Regions from separate parts of the Homo sapiens genome. Here region 2 is linked to region 1. Evidence: chromatin contacts called from ENCODE Hi-C or POLR2A ChIA-PET data. All regions are on one chromosome and are shown on one strand. Each heading gives the region's core, a stretch centred on a gene start or an enhancer-like site at or near the end of the contact. The rest is flanking DNA. Distances are from core to core; before and after follow the strand shown. Region 1 holds the start of RRM1 (ribonucleotide reductase catalytic subunit M1). Region 2 holds the start of ZNF143-AS1 (ZNF143 antisense RNA 1).

The links. Hi-C counts contacts between places; a loop is a spot of excess contacts on that map. ChIA-PET counts read pairs that join two places held with the same protein, here RNA polymerase II (POLR2A). Pooled maps may share reads with other maps.
Region 2: a loop to region 1 is called in a pooled map, with 10 times the contacts of the local background. The contact joins the promoter of ZNF143-AS1 here to the promoter of RRM1 in region 1. A Hi-C loop is called at or near these places in 6 of 50 pooled maps. POLR2A ChIA-PET finds 5 or more read pairs at or near these places in 2 of 52 experiments (HEK293 and activated CD4-positive, alpha-beta T cell).

Annotation. Positions count from the first base shown.
Region 1 is chr11:4,093,452-4,096,151 of GRCh38, forward strand. It overlaps RRM1 (ribonucleotide reductase catalytic subunit M1), which reads left to right and starts at 1,348. Exons shown (of 19, transcript NM_001033.5): 1 at 1,348-1,580. The coding sequence starts at 1,562. RefSeq lists enhancers at 978-1,047, 1,108-1,577.
Region 2 is chr11:9,459,248-9,461,947 of GRCh38, forward strand. ZNF143-AS1 (ZNF143 antisense RNA 1) reads right to left here and starts at 1,451. Exons shown (of 1, transcript NR_036539.1): 1 at 309-1,451. It overlaps ZNF143 (zinc finger protein 143), which reads left to right and starts at 1,765. Exons shown (of 16, transcript NM_003442.6): 1 at 1,765-1,829. RefSeq lists enhancers at 134-769, 969-1,048, 1,139-1,238, 1,299-1,378 and a silencer at 2,149-2,358.

The DNA of each region.
Region 1 (2,700 bases), core at 98-2,597:
ATGTCTGGGTAAACTTGACCCTATCTATCCTATAACTTCACTTACGACTTTTAAAAAACATATCTATTTAATTTTTCTTTCTTTTTTTTTGTTTTTTTTGAGACGGCGTCTCACTCTCTTGCCTAGGCTAGGGTGCAATGGCGCGATCTTGGCTCACTGCAACCTCTGCCTCCAGCGTTCAAGCGATTCTTCTGCCTCAGCCTCCTGAGTAGCTGGGATTACAGGCGCGTGCTACCATGCCTGGCTACTTTTTGTATTTTTAGCAGCGGGGGGGTTTCACCACGTTGGTTAGGCTGGTCTCGAACTCCTGACCTCGTGATCTGCCCGCCTTGGCCTCCCATAGTGCTGGGATTACAGGAGTGAAGCACCGCGCTGGCCTACTTTTTCTATTTTTTGTAGAAATGGGGTCTCACTATGTTGCCCAGGCTTATCTCAACACCTGGCCTCACATGATGCTCCCGCCTTAGCCTCCCAAAATGCTGCAATTACAGGCTCACTTACGACTTTCCATGATTTTTGAAATTACTTCACAGGGAGCCTGGGCAGCTTCTGGAGGGCAGTGAGAAACCAACGAAAAGGCTTTAGGGAAAAGATGCCACAGATGAAATTTCATAAAGATCGCTTTGGGTAGCCCAAATCAGAAGCTTCTACACCAGCCTTACATATTACGGTTCTCATCTATTCTTATTCTCCACTCTAAGTCACCAAGTCCATCCTACCTCCACAAGGCAAATACCCTGTCTCTGCCACCATCCACTGAAGAACCCTAAAAGCAAATGGGTACTGACCCTGCCCTGCTTAAAATTCTCTCAGGGCTCTGATTTGCGTCAGGATAAAATCCAAACGCCATCGGCCTTGCGCGGTTTTCTTCCAGTTCCAGAGTGTCAGTCCTCTGGCCGATCTAAAAGCCCTGGGGCTCCAAGCTGCCCACGGCTGTGGAGCCTGGGCTGGAGCCCACAGCGGACGGCAGTGTTAGTATTATTATAATAAATGTCAGAGCAAGAAAAACGTTCCCGCCGGTTAGGTTTTGTTATTTCAAAAATAAATTAACCGCCTTTCCTCCGGCGGAGACGCGCAGGTGAGAGGGCGGCGCCTGACCCAGCGGGCTCTAGGTGCTACGCCAGGGCCCCGAGGGTCCCGAACTCGGCTTGCCCACACAAAACATGGTAGCAGGAGAGCAGCATTTCCGCCGGGCATGTCCATATCCAATGGGGCCCATGGGAGAGGCGTAGTCTTCTGGGTCTTGCCCAGACTCAACATGGCGGCTACACGTCGCCTGTCAGTCTGTGAAGCCTACCCCGGGCGTGGGCCGCAGCGTCGAGTAACGTCATTCGAACCCCGTCGCGCCCCTTTGTGCGTCACGGGTGGCGGGCGCGGGAAGGGGATTTGGATTGTTGCGCCTCTGCTCTGAAGAAAGTGCTGTCTGGCTCCAACTCCAGTTCTTTCCCCTGAGCAGCGCCTGGAACCTAACCCTTCCCACTCTGTCACCTTCTCGATCCCGCCGGCGCTTTAGAGCCGCAGTCCAGTCTTGGATCCTTCAGAGCCTCAGCCACTAGCTGCGATGCATGTGATCAAGCGAGGTGAGGGGGGGACGAGGTGGGCGAGAAGGAAGGTGAGGGGATGCGGGCTGCCGCCGCCGGAGCTGATGCCCAGACCGCCCGCCCGCCTTCGCTGCTTCCCGCCTTTCCCGCATTTCCCGCCGCGGCCTTCCGCCCTGTCAGCCCGCTCGGCCTTCTGTCTTCAGTCAGCCTGCCCCGAACCTCCTTCGGGCCTTCAGGCTGCGCCCCCTCGGCTTTGTCATCCTGCCGCCTTTCAAAAGGATAACACTTACCCCGTATCGAGTAGTGACTGCGTACGCCGAGCACTTGCCAGGCACTATTTTATTCCTCCCTGCAAGCCTCTGAGAGATGATTAGCTTATTACAGATGAGGAAACTGACGCTCAGAGCGAGGTGTCGCCGACTGACCCAAAGTCACCCATAGGTGACAATACGGTTTGATTTGAAAACCGTGGGGTTGGTGAGCTGTCTTAGGCACAGGGTCGGGGGGCAGCTAGGAAAGAAGGAGGGGGCCTCTCTACCCTCCGTAGGCACTTGTCAGTTTACTGATCTCTTTTGTGGGGTGAGGATAGGAGTGTGGCGTGGAAAAAACAGATCCCAGACAGACAGCACCCTCGAGTTCCTTTCCCTTCATGGGAAGAGATGCTGAATCAGAGAAGGGTGGCTGAGACATCTTCTGACAAGATGGGGACTGGGAAGAGTCAGGAACTCGTATTCTTTCTCAACAGTTCTTTTTCATTAGACTTGCCAAGTGCCCGCTTTGTGCCCAGCCCTTTGCTTGGCTTTGTGAGATTGTAGGAGGAGACAGTCCCTGCCTTGGGAACAGGCTTCATCGGGTTGGAAAAACAAGAGCAACATACTTTTAACAACCGCATGAGATACGTATGAACAAGTTTTGAGTTGAACCTACTTGCCTTTGTTAAAGCAATACAATGATTTCAAAATTGTAGGCACTTAGTAAATACTGGTTAATCGACTGGTTGTTTCTATTTTGTCCTCTAGGCTGTGAACATTTCAAAGATGGAGACTTGTTTGAGACAGAGTCTTGCTCTGTCACCCAGGATGGAATGCAGTGGTGTAATCATAGCTTACTGTAACCTTGAAGTCCTGGGCTCAAGCGATGCTCTTGCCTCAGCCTCTCA
Region 2 (2,700 bases), core at 201-2,700, 5.4 Mb after region 1:
GTGGCTCACGCCTGTAATCCCAGTACTTTGGTAGGCTGAGGTGGGCGGATTACGCGGTCAGGAGTTTCAGACCAGCCTGGCCAACATGGTGAAACCCCGTCTCTACTAAAAACAGAAAAATTAGCCGGGCGTGATGGTGGGCGCCTGTAGTCCCAGCTACTCAGGAGGTTGAGGCAGGAGAAATCGCTTGAACCTGGGAGGCGGAGGTTGCAGTGAGCTGAGATCGTGCCACTGCATTGCAGTCTGGGCTACAGGGCGAGACTCCGTCTCAAAAAACAAACAAACAAACAAAAAACAGTAATCCGAACTGATTTAAACTTCTTTATTAACAGAATATATGTTCAAACAAAGCTTAAAGTCCCATTTTCTTTCCATTGGCGTCTAGGCCCCTATTACTCAACTATCCGTTGGTTAGGGCCTGCACCTCAAGGTAGGCTTAATTGTAAATCAAAATATTTACTATCCACACTTAGAGGGCTATCTGTAACATCGTTTTTATTTATCCCCGTCCATTCGATAATCGTCTGAAATGCAAGACATTAAGTTGAACATCATCCAGCTTTCTCCCTGTTTTTCTAAGCGCGATCCAAATCTGTTACAACAGGGTAGTCTCTCATTCTCTTGGTAGCTCAATTCTACCCCCTGGCCGACTTAAGAAATTTTGAGTCTAATACACCCACCTCATCTTTAGTCGGCCTGGTGCGCCAACGCAAATTTGTACTGAGTACCTTCGGAACTGACTAGTAAGTATATCCAAAGGTTTAGAAAGGGCTGGGTTAAGAGCTACAAGAAGCATTAACCGCAACGGCCACAACTAATTTGTATCCATTCTTAGTAACTTTAGGGAACCAGACTGAATGCTTCTCCCACCCTTTTGACTTTCCTTTATTAGTTCGCAACACAAGAACATACAAAAGACCGTAGCGACAACCATTTCTGACGCCTTCAACTTTTAAATCCAAATTACGTGAAACCACAAAGCATCAGTGGTGTCTCCCCGAGGAATCCAAGACCCCCCGGCCGGTTGCCAAGCCGCCGGAATTTCAGCAGGAGAGGAAGGCTCACCCTCCCACCGCATGGCGATGCCCGGGAGACTGGAGAAGCTCAGGCAGGCTTGGAAGCCAATCCCCGGCATACAGCAGCTCTCGGGAATGCAGAGCCCTAGAGCAAGACCAAGGGCCTCGGCCGACACTGAGAGCCTCCAGGGAGAGGTCAGGTCTCTCTTTCTGTCCTATTTCTCCCTTCGACTTCCCTCCCAGCAGGCTGCTATTGAGCATTCAGCAATCGCCAGACAAAGCCCTTCTGGTCTGCAGAACGCACTCCGGCAAGCCCACCGGGAGAACCAAAGCCGCCTCCTCGCCCCTGTGGGGAAAATGGCGCTCGTCACCCCGGCTCCCTCCCGGGTAATCACAAGGACCAGCCTCCCTCCCTCGCTACAAAATGGCGCCTCCCGCTGGGGCCCCAGAATCGGTATGACTCGCTAGTCAGTGAGGCGGGGTCCGTCTGGGATAAGCGGTTATGTCAACCAGTCAGACACAGGAGCTTTGATTCTGCACTTTGCGCGAGCCACTCAGGGGCGGGCTGTAAAGTCAGGCTTGGCTGACGTCAGTTGAGTGGGCGCGGCTAGGGCGGTTTTCTTTCGCGTCGACCAAACGTGGGCCAATGGAAAACCGGAAGCGTCCTGTGAGTGATGTAATGACAGCCCAATGGAAGCTGGGGGCGGGCCTCAGACACACTATGCGGGTTGCGGGGCCTGGGGGCCGGACGGCTGTTTCCTGTCCTGGTGCATGGTGGTCGGACGAAGGAATTGTTGGAAAATTTTCTCGGAGGTTCGTATATAAATGTGTTTTTACCCAGTGTGCATTATTCTCCGCCTGGCCGCCGCCCTCAGCGCGGCGGCGCGGGCCCGCTTGGGCCCGGGCTCCGGCTCCCGCTGCTCAGCCTCCGCCGCAGGCCTTGCCGATTTTATGGGCCGGCCGCGGTAGCGGCGTCTGGGCAGAAGCGGAGTTTATTAATAACCCGCGGCCGCCACTCTAGGCGGCGGAGCTTTTTTCGTTGAGGACTCAACTCCCCCCAGCTTGTCTCTGAGCGATGCGCCCCGCCTGTTTCCCTCAGGGGACCGCCAAGGGGAGGGAGTGAAAGAGGGGAGGGTGGAGCCCTCGGGAGCCTTGGCCGCGTTTCTCGGCCTGACCTCCGCGCAGAGCGAGTCCCCAGGCGCCGCCGAGGCAGAGTTCCGCCGCCTGGGACGCCGGGCCCACGGGCCACACCAGGCCGCAGCGGGGGCGCCGGGGACAGGGCTGGCCCAGGCCCTCCCAGGACCTGCCGGTCTCACCTAGCGCTTGCTTCCCATGCGTATCGTGGGCAGATTGTTTCCCCCTCACCCTTTCTTCTATTAAAAAAAAAAAAAGGTTACTGAGGTCTAACATCGGATATTAGAAATTTACAATTTTATCCTCCCTTTTCTCCAGTTTTGGCCAAAAGAGTGAACAAATTCTTATAAGTCTCTTTGAAACGTATTATTGTGGAACGCGAACTAGTTTTTATTCCTTCCCCTTTTGCTTTGGACATTTGTTTTTTCCACATAATAACGAAGTTAAAAAGAGGAAAGAAGAATACCATTGCCAGCCCATTATTTGTTTAAAATCAGCGTCAGCCTTTGCTTTGGAAGTGTCTAAATCAGCTGATATAATCAAGTGAGAA